Linked DNA regions of Mus musculus: region 2 is linked to region 1. Evidence: chromatin loops called from intact Hi-C (ENCODE). Cell type or tissue: left cerebral cortex. All regions are shown on one strand. Each heading gives the region's core, and the rest is flanking DNA. Links, peaks and the distances in the headings are about the cores only.

Region 1 (5,162 bases), core at 328-4,327:
AACTCTGGTCCCAGGGGAATCTGGCATTTTCTGCTGGCCTCCAAGGGCACCAGACATACACATGGGGCACATTACCTACTCACAGGCAAAACACTCATACACGCAGCATAAAAATGATAAGAGTCCTTTTAAATTTGTTTGTAAAGCAAAAGTTTAACATTTAAAAAATCATTAAAGTTACTAGGGCTAGTGGGTAAAGGCACTTTCCCTCCAGCCTGAGTTCAAACCCTGGGGTCCACACAGGGGAAAGAGAGAACAGATGCCCGTAAGTCCTACGGCCTACGACCTCCACAGTGCATCGTGGAGAATGCTCCCCATAAAAAAAAAAAAAAAAAAAAAAAAAAAAAAAAAAAAAAAAAAAAAAAAAAACAAACAAACAAAAAAACATAGAATAAGGAAATGTAAGGAAAAGGTGATATTAAAATCAGACCTAGCTGGGCGTGATGGCACACGCCTTTAATCCCAGCGCTGGGGAGGCAGAGGCAGGCGGATTTCTGAGTTTGAGGCCAGCCTGGTCTACAAAGTGAGTTCCAGGATAGCCAGGGCTACACAGAGAAACCCTGTCGAAAAACCAATAAATAAATAAATAAAATAAAAAATAAAAAATAAATAAAAATAAATAAAATCAGACCTGGTACTCACTTAGCAGGAGGGCAATCATGCCTAGCCAACCACACACAGCTACTGAAGTCATGGCTCTTGGAGGAGAACCTATAACCAACCAGCACTTTACAACGTTTCCCCTAACCATATCCTAAAGATTGTCTTTATACCACAGACAAGGGTAGTCCACACCCCTCCCCCTTCAAAGAAAGTTCTCTTGGCATCAGACATACAGTTACAGAAAGCCACAACCCATCAACATGTGGACTTGTGGAGCCCACTCCCAATGGATATGACAATATGACCCTTGGACCTAAGGCTCAGGGATCATTGAGGAAGAGGGATGGAAAGACTGTCAAAGCCTGAGAATCAGTGAGTTTTTTTTATGAGACTGTGTTTTCTAGGAACATCAGAAACTCCGTCCATTAAAGTCTCACCAACATGACCACCAAACAGGAACTGGACAAGGATGGCACGGATGGACAGATGGACATGCCAGAGCAGATGGGGAAGCCCATGACGCCTCAGCCCTACACAAAGGACTGCAGGCAACTAAGGAAAGCTGAGAGCAGACGGAGCTTTCCCCAGGGAAGAGCACAGCAGTTGGTCACTCAATACCAAATTGTCAGCCAGGAAAACATACATATAAGTAACATTATACAGACTGAGCACATACTTATGTATTTAGGTATGTATATGCCATATGTATGTGTGTGTGTATATATACATATATACATGTGGTATATATACATAGATGTATGTATATATATATATATATATATATATACATACACACATATATGGTATATGTACATGCATGTATGTATGAATATATACGACACACATATATGTTGGATGTATGTAATGACAACTAATGGAAAAAGAGACCATGAACTTGAAAGAGACCGGTGAAGTTAGAGTGAGAAGTGGGAAGGAGAGAAATTATGTAATTAAATTATAATCTCAAAACTAAAAGAAATAATTAAATAATTAAAAAATTTACACAACTTGGCCTAATAGACATGCCTGCCATCCCAGCATGTGGGAGGCTCACCTCAAGACTCAGGCAGGGGGATGAGGAGACTCACCTCAAGGCTCAGGCAGGGGGATGAGGAGACTCACCTCAAGGCTGTCTTTGGCTCCTATCCTGCTGCCAGATCTCTTGAGACCCGGTGTCAAACAGCCAATATGCAGCCAGGTCTGATGGCAAAGGCTTTTAATCCCAACACTCGGGAGGCAGAGACAGGCAGATCTCCGAGTTCAAGGCCAGTCTGGTCTACAAAGCAAATTCCAGGACAGCCAGGACTATACATAGAAACCCTGTCTCAAAAAGCCAAAACTGAGCAGTATGTAAGCAAACACAAATTGGTAGTTGACCGGGGTGGCTCAGCGGTGCCTGGCCAAGTATTACACAAGAAGCCCTGGGTTCGTTTCCTGACTTAGTGATTCAGAAGGAAGGAGAAGAGACCCCTGGCAGTATTACATTGGAAACTCACCACATCTGTTCGCTCGTCTGAGGCAGAGTCTCACTATGTACCCCTGACTGGCCTGGTAAATGTAGGTTAGAGAAGCATGGAATTTATGCAATCCTCCTGCTTCTGTCTCTTGAGTGCATTCTGAGGCTCTGTCAGCTAACTAAGGACTTCTGATGTGTAGGACCCCTGCTCACAGTCATTGTCTAATGCCACTTGGCTGTGTAAGGTAGAAAAATTAAGTTTGACCCCCTAGACCAAGTTAGAGCCAAGAAAGAAAAATAGTTGGTCTCTGAAGCAGCCTGTTCTGAGAACTGGCTGACCACAGAACATATAATTATACAAGCCGGTTCAGTGACCTTGTTCCAGGACCTGGCCGACCACAAAGATTAAAATCTTGAGAACAATCTTGAGAAGCAGGGAGTTTCCCCTTGTGATTTTTAGTTCCCCCTTGTGATTCTTCACTGGTATTTTCAGTATTTTCCAATAACACCCTCCCTACCCCCTTGGGTTATGGTTTTTCCTTTAAATACCCCCTTTCCCAGCTGCTCGAGGTTGAACTCCTCTACCCCTGCATGGGATACGAGTCGGCCCCAGTGCACTGGTTCCTGTCAATAAACCTTGTGCAATTGCAGCAAGGACAGTCTCTCGTGAGTTCTTGGGGGGGGGGGTCGCATCATCCCTACAATTAAGTGAGGGCCTCCCATCTTCGGGGGTCTTTCAGCTGTAACTTCAGCAAGACTCAGACATTTGGTTCTGTCCTGTGGCTGGGAGGCAGAAACTGGGAGTATTGATAAGTAACCTGCATGGTTCCCACAGCTGGGTTCTGTGAGAACCAGTACACACACACAGACACACATACACACAGACCTCCCTCCCCACACAGACACAAACACACACACACACACAGACACACACACACAGATACAGACACACACAGACCCCCCCCACAGAGATACACACACACAGACACACATAGACCCACACACACAGACCCCCCACACACACACATCCCCTTTACCATGCACATCAACCCCTGCCTGACAGCAAGTTCAAAGTCACTTCAACTCCTTGTTTCTACTGTCTATGAATTTGAACTCGGGGAGATCTGCCGATCAGTGACTAGAACTATGTGTCACCAGGCCCCACCCATCCCCTAAAAAATTACTTGTGTGTGTATGTGTGTAAGCATAAACTTTTTGCGACCTACTTTTAATAAGGGCTCAACCTCTCCTCTAGCCCACCACCCAGCAGAGGTAGTAGAAGAGAAAAGTTGTTAGGATATGGGGGAAGCGGTCCTGTTCAGCAATAGTTCTTTGCGGGCGAGTTGATCTTCTTTGGCAGTAGTTCAGTCCTGTAGCAAACACCAAATACAGTTTAGCAGCTGCAGACCAGCCCTCTAGGCAGGTAGACACAAGGCAGCTACAGTCCAGTCCGTTCAGCAAGCAGACACTGGGTAGCTGTGGTTCAATCCTGATGAAACTGCCAGGAACCTCCTGAGCAGATCTTAGGTGAGTTTCTCTCACTGGCAGCGTTATCACAGTGGAGCTCACAACACCATGTAAAGTGAACCAATACATGTGTGTCTTTAGCAAAGAATAGCAAAGTGGAGCAAACCAAACCAATTCTCATGCTCCCCATGTCTGTGGGGTCATATTTATACTTCATCACGCATTCTTTCACGTGTTTGCTATGTCAAAACATCCTTTCACCTTTGTCTGCTTCAGGAAAACAGTCTTTCACATGTTTGCTTAAGCAAGACATCCTTTCGCCTGTGTGCCCCAGCAAAACACCATTTGACATAACTAACTTTCCAAAGAACTAGAAGTTTCCAATTTGGTGTGCGTATGTGTGTGCAGGCCTGTGCACATGTGTGTATACATGTATGTGTGCTTGTGCATGCATGTGTGTGCATTCACATGAATGTATGTGTGGGATACACATGTGATGTGTGTGTATGCATGCATATGTACAAGCGTGTGTGTGTGTGTGTGTGTGTGTGTGTGTGTGTGTGTGTGTGTATAACTATTGAGAAGTCGGCTCTCTCCTCCCACTATATGAATCTAGAAAGTTGAATGCAGGCTTGTCTGCAGGCTTATCAGCAACTCCTGATTCCCACTGAGCCATTGCTTCAGCCTCTCTGACTCCCTTCTTCCACACAACTGTTTTTGGGGGGTGGGGTGGGGTGGGGTTGAGACAGGGTCTCTGCTAGCTGAGCCTGTCCTGGAATTTGTTCAGAACTGAAGGATGACCTTGCGCTCCTGATCCTCCCGACTCAGTGCTAGAGTTACAGCCATGAGCCACCACTCCAAGCTTTTTGATCTCAGCAGTTGGAATTTTAGAAATTTAGAATATGATTTGGCTCCAAGGAACTGACTCATGGTAACTGAAGTCAGGAAACAGCTTATGGTCCCTGCAGATATAACTTCAGGATGATTCAGTGTATCCCACAGCTTCAGCGTATCCCACAGCTTCAGTGTATCCCACAACTTCATCCTTTGCTCAGTTGGGGTTTTTTTTTTTTTTTTTACAAAGTTATTTATTCATTCCCAATTTTATTTATTTATTTACTTTTGAGACAAGGTTTCCCTATGCATATGTAAGACTGGCTGGCCTGCACCGCACTATGAAGACCAGGCTGGCATTGAACTCAGAGATCTACCTGCTTCTGCCTCCTGGATGCTGGGATCAAAGGTGTGTGCCACTAGGCCCACTCAATAAGAGTAAATCTCAAAGCCAAGACAAAACACCAGCTGGGCACAGTGGCTAATGCCTTTCATCCTAGTATTCAGAAGACAGCTCTCTGTGAGTTAGAGGCCAGCTTGGTCTACACAGCAAATTCCAGGCCAGCTAGCCCTACATAAGTGAAATCTCATCTTAAAAACAAAAACAAATCAACAAAAAGTTTCCATAGATTGAGAGTGAAGCTCAGTGGGTAGAGTGCTGGCCTAGCATTCAGGAAGTCCCAGTGTTATATATGTCAGGTGTGGTGGCACATGTCTATAATCCCAGCATGCAGGGCTACAGAGAGGATTTGGGCTGTGAGAGACCTTGTCTCCAGCAAACAAGCATCACAGGCAAAAATAC
Region 2 (5,162 bases), core at 416-4,415, 220 kb after region 1:
TTGGAGTGTTTGTTTGTTTTTGAGACAGAGTTTCTTTGCATAGCCCTTGCTTGTCCTGGAACTAGTTATGTAGACCAGGCTACCCTCAAACTCAGAGATCTGCATGTCTCTGCCTCTCGAGTGCTAGGATTAAAGGCCTGCTTGTCTATCAATTCTCAATGTTCTGTTTGCTTTGGGCTTCCATGAGATTTACAATAAAAAGATAAGCAAACATGACCAAAACCACGGAGAGTTTGTGTCGAGTGCAGGTCAGTACATAGAAACTGAGAAAACGTCATGGGTCCCAAGTCAGCCCCTGGATCTCCCTGTTTTGGGGGCAGAGGCATGGATCAGTAAAGAGTCTGAGAGCAGAGCACAGGGCTGGGGGAGAGGGTGGGGGTTTTCCTGAGGAGTCTGAGGTGGTGGCTGAGAACCCCGAGCATAGGAAGCAAGGACAGCACCATGTACCCTGATGCTGGTGCCCGGCCAAGGCAAATGGACGGGTGCAGAATGGGAGCTGATGTGAGTTCAGCAACAAAAACTAACAGCAGGGCTGGAGAGATGGCTCAGTGGTTAAGAGCACTGGCTGCTGCCCCAGAGGTCAGGAGTTCAATTCCCAGCACCCACACGGTGGCTCACAACCATCTGTAATGGGATCCGATGCCGTCTTCTGGTGTGTCTGAAGACAGAGATAGTGTGTGTGTACTCATATACGTAAGATAAATAAATCTCAAAAACAAACAAAAGCCCCTATCAATGACTGCCATACACTGAGCAGCCAGGAGAATCGAGTTCAGCATTACCATCATCACCATCATCACCATCATCACCATCATTATCATCATTATCACCTAGCTTCCACAGACCAATGATGAGGCCTCTGTGCCAGGCTGGGGCAGCCTAAGAAGGCATTTGGAGCAGACTCGGGTGCCCGTCATCTGGAGTCTCAGGAGTCTCTTGCACAAGGCAAGCCCTCCCCTCCTTTCACCCACAACTCTGTCCATCTGGCCTCACCATGGGGATAAACTGGATTTCATAGGCATCCACAGGACCGGGAGCTCGTGTCCACTCTGTCCGGACTGTTGTCTCCTCTAGAAGATGCATCCTCATGTTCTGGATGGCTGGTATCTCTGCCCAGGATGGAACAAGACAAGCTGATTAGCCGGGAGCAGCATCCCCATGGCTCTCCGAGGAGGCACTCAGGGCCACACTGAAGGGCACATCTTTGCTCCCACTACCCAAACGCAGGTCCCTCAAATTTCCCCATGTCCTGAACACAGAAGCTTTAAAAAGATCTAAAGATGAGACTTTCCACTGGCATGTGCTTGTGGTTCCACTACCCTTGGTGGTCGGGGTCCTTCTGACCGACCCCTCACTATACAACTCCCTCCATTCTTCCTCCAGGTCCCTATGCCTCAGGCTCCTGCTACCAGAATCCCTGCTCTTGCCCCAGAGTATTGGAGAAGGTGCCTGGCTCACCTTCCCCGCAGTCGTCCCCAGCGTAGCCTTCTTGGCAGACGCATCTGCCCTGGATACACTCTCCCCTGCTGCGACAGTCACCTGGGCACGTCTGGATGGCACAGTCTGGGCCTCGAAAGCCCTCAACACACACGCATTGTCCGGCGCGGCACAGTTCCCGCGGCCCACAGCCCCCAGGGCAGGCACTAGCAGGAGGCTCTTCCTGTCCACAGTCCTCACCGCTGTAGCCAACGTAGCACATGCACACTCCCTGCACGCAGCGCCCACGGCCACGACAATCAGCTGGACAGGTTCGAGTGGCACATGCGGGCCCGGTGTAGCCTGGGTTGCACACACAGCGCCCGTCCTCACAGCGGCCACGCCGGCGACAGTCGGCCGGGCAGGTGCGAATGCTGCAGTCTTCGCCCGCATAGCCTGCGTGGCACATGCACAAGCCATCCTGACACACGCCGTGCTGGCTGCAATCGCGGGGACACCGTCTTATGCCACAGTCCTCACCCGAGTAGCCTTCGTCGCACTCGCAGAGCCCATTCAGGCACTGGCCGCGGCCTCTGCAGTCGCTGGGACAGCTGCGAGTGCTGCAGTCGTCGCCAGAGTAGCCCACAGCGCACACGCACACGCCGTTCTCGCAGTGGCCGTGTCCGCGACAGTCCCCAGGACACCGACGGCTCCCGCAGTCCTCGCCAGTGAAGCCCGGATTGCACACGCAGCGGCCGTCCACGCAGCGCCCGCGTCCACGACAGTCACCGGGGCAGGCACGCGTGCCACAGTCTCGGCCTGTGTACCCAGGCCAGCACACGCAGCGGCCGCTCTCGCAGTTCCCACGGCCGCGACAGTCCCCGGGGCAGCTGCGCACCCCGCAGTCCTCGCCGCTGTAGCCCGCATGGCACACGCACACGCCATCCTCGCAGCGCCCGCGGCCCCTGCAGTCCCGTGGGCAGGCGCGCGTGCTACAGTCCGCTCCAGTATACCCGGGCCAGCACACGCAGCGGCCATCCTCACAGTGGCCCCTTTGGTTACAGTCCCCGGGGCAGCTCCGCACACCGCAGTCGTCGCCACTGTAGCCTGCGTCACAGATACATTCCCCGTCCTCGCAGCGGCCCCGGCCACGGCAGTCACGCGGGCACGTCCGCGTGCTACAGTCTTCGCCCGAGTACCCGGGCCAGCACACGCAGCGACCGTCCACGCAGCGCCCTCCGTCGCCACAGTCCCATGGGCAGGTCCTCATGCTGCAATCTTCGCCACTATAGCCGGGATCGCACACACAGCGGCCGTCCTCGCAGCGACCCCTCTGGCTGCAGCCCCTGGGACAGTTCCGCACCCCACAGTCCTCGCCAGAGTAGCCGGGGTTGCACACGCAGAGGCCGTTCTCGCAGCGGCCTCTTTGGCTGCATCCCCTGGGACAGCTCCGCACCCCACAGTCCTCACCGGAGTAGCCGGGGTCACACACGCAGCGTCCTTCCTCGCAGCGTCCTCTCTGGTTGCAGTTGCGAGGGCAAGAGCGCTGGCTGCAGTCAGGGCCTGAGAAGCCCGCGCGACACACGCACACGCCCTTCACGCAGCGCCCGCGCCCCTGACAATCTCCAGGGCAAGAGGGCCAGCTACAGCTGGGGCCACTGTAGCCGGGGAAGCACACGCAGCGTCCTCGGACGCAGCGTCCCTGGTCGTTGCAGTCTTCGGGACAGGACTTGGAGGGCGGCGATGAGGTGGGCGTCTTTGTGTCCGTAGGGTCTGAGCAGGTGGGTCCACCCCAGCCAGGCTCACAGGAACAGGCGCAGCGGCTCAGGTCAAAGACACCGTGGAGGCTGCAGAGGCTGCGCACGTCAGTCTGGCCTGGAGCAATAAGAAGTGAGACCCAGCCCGTGTAAGTGTCCTATGGACATCTTATTTTCAAAAGGTCATTTTAGCTCCTAGTTGCTTGGCGATTCTCCCATCCCCACCCTCTTTCCCCCCCCCTCCTCCCCCACCCCACCAGCGGCTCACCTGTGCCAGCTTGGGCCGCAGTGGGACAGCATCCTCCTGTGCAGTGCTCCTTAAGCCCTTTTACCAGCTCCTCCAGGATCTCCAGGCGGACCCTCAGGGCCTGCACCTCTGAAGCAGGCACCGGGGGCTCAGAGCCCGGGGGACAGCCGCAGCCGGCTGACGGGGGCAGGTTAATGCGATGGGTGAACACCACCTGCTTCTCTCCTCCTTCCACAGTATGCTCGTACAGCTGAGAAGAAGGACCACCGGGCTTGGGAGGGGGCCGTGGGGCCGGAAGTGTCACATTAGACCGAGGAGAGAATGGGCCTGCTCTGGCTAAGCCAAGCAACACCAGGATGGTCAGAATAGACGGGGTGCACTGAGCTGCCATGGTTCAGAAGGCTGGGGGGAGGGGGGGGAAAAACACCCGTGTGAGAACTGACTCAGTAAAGGTCAGTTCCCCTCATCTCCAGCACACATCAGCAGAACACCTACTGGCAACAAACTCAGCTCACACATGGATGAAAATCCAAAGCTGAAGAAGGGCCTCTCTGGGCAGATCTGGTCTGTCTCTTTCTGATGTCGTCTGCTCACTGTCTTCCCTCCTTCACCGTGTTCCTCTCACCGATACTATGCTCCAAACCCATCTTCTGTTTGCTCTGCAAAGACTACCCTAAGGCCTCTGTGCTTTGCCCCCTCTGTCTAGAATGCTCTTTTTGACGCCTACAAGCTGACATCTTAACAGTTCTGCCCTTACTCAGGCCATCCTCATGTCGGGCAGAGCCGCTTGTCCCCACCCTCCCAATCACAGAGGCCCGCCCACGCTCCACATAGCACTCAGCATCCCATGAGAACAGGTACCTCGCCTGACCCCACTCTGCTGCATGTGCTTAGCATGAAAAGTTGCTGGATAAGGTTGGTGCCAACACGTCTGTGCCAAGGGAGTCTGGCCGATGAGTACAGAGGCCATGGCCTTCCCCAAACACCTGGACCAGCTCCCCAGTGCCCAGTGCACAGCCTGACAGACTCCTGTAGGGGTGAGAGTGAGTCCATCCCACTCCTTTCTCTACCCTTCCCCCTCCCCCCTCCTCTTCCTCTTCTCCTCTTCCTCTTCCTCCCCTCCTCCTCATTCTCTTCCTCTTCTTCTCCTCCTTCTCTTCCTCTTCCTCCTCCTCCCCTCCACCTTCTTTTCACCTCCTTCCTCCTCTTCCTCCTCCTCTTCTTCCTCCTCCTCTTCTTCCTCCTCTTCTCCCTTCTCCTCTTCTTCCTCTTCTCCCTCCTCCTCTTCTTCCTTCTCCTCTTCTTCCTCTCTCTCTTCCTCCTTCTCCTTCTCTTTCTTTAATGCAGGTCTCCTGTAGCTCAGGCTAGCTTCACATCCACTATGCAGCCCAGGATGGCCTTGAACTTTTGATCATCCTGTCTCTACCTCCGCAAAGCCAAGATGACCAGCAGACACCACTATGCTCAGCCAACAATCACTTTTTTGTTTGTTTGGTTGGTTGGTTAGTTGGTTGGTTAGTTTTTTGTTTCTCTGTGTAGTGCTGACTGTCCTGGAACTTTCTTTGTAGACCCGGCCTGCCTCAAACTCAAAGATCTACCTGCCTCTGCCTCCTGAGTGCTGGGGTCAAAGGTATGCACCACCACACCCATCTTGCCTTTTAATTTTTAAAAAATTCTTCTCTCATACATTTCATCTCACCCACAGCCTCCCTTCCCTCCACCCCTCCCAGTCCTTCCCGCCT

Evidence for each region. Peaks named below come from ENCODE experiments on the same cell type or tissue, not always from the same donor. Only the 100,000 strongest peaks of a DNase experiment are listed, where the experiment ranks them.
Region 2: a loop joins it to region 1, with 2.7 times the contacts of the local background. A loop is called at or near these places in 1 of 42 quality-filtered maps.

Annotation. Positions count from the first base shown.
Region 1 is chr17:34,885,057-34,890,218 of GRCm38, reverse strand. No RefSeq gene overlaps it. Among named protein-coding and RNA genes, the nearest start is that of C2, 5.5 kb to the right of the region's middle. In left cerebral cortex, for the core only: no CTCF peak of the experiment used is centred there; no DNase peak of the experiment used is centred there.
Region 2 is chr17:34,669,184-34,674,345 of GRCm38, reverse strand. Tnxb (tenascin XB) reads right to left here and starts at 3,811. Exons shown (of 33, transcript NM_031176.2): 1 at 3,442-3,811; 2 at 1,459-3,291; 3 at 994-1,109. The coding sequence starts at 3,811. In left cerebral cortex, for the core only: a CTCF peak has its summit at 2,769; no DNase peak of the experiment used is centred there; H3K4me3 peaks cover 888 bases.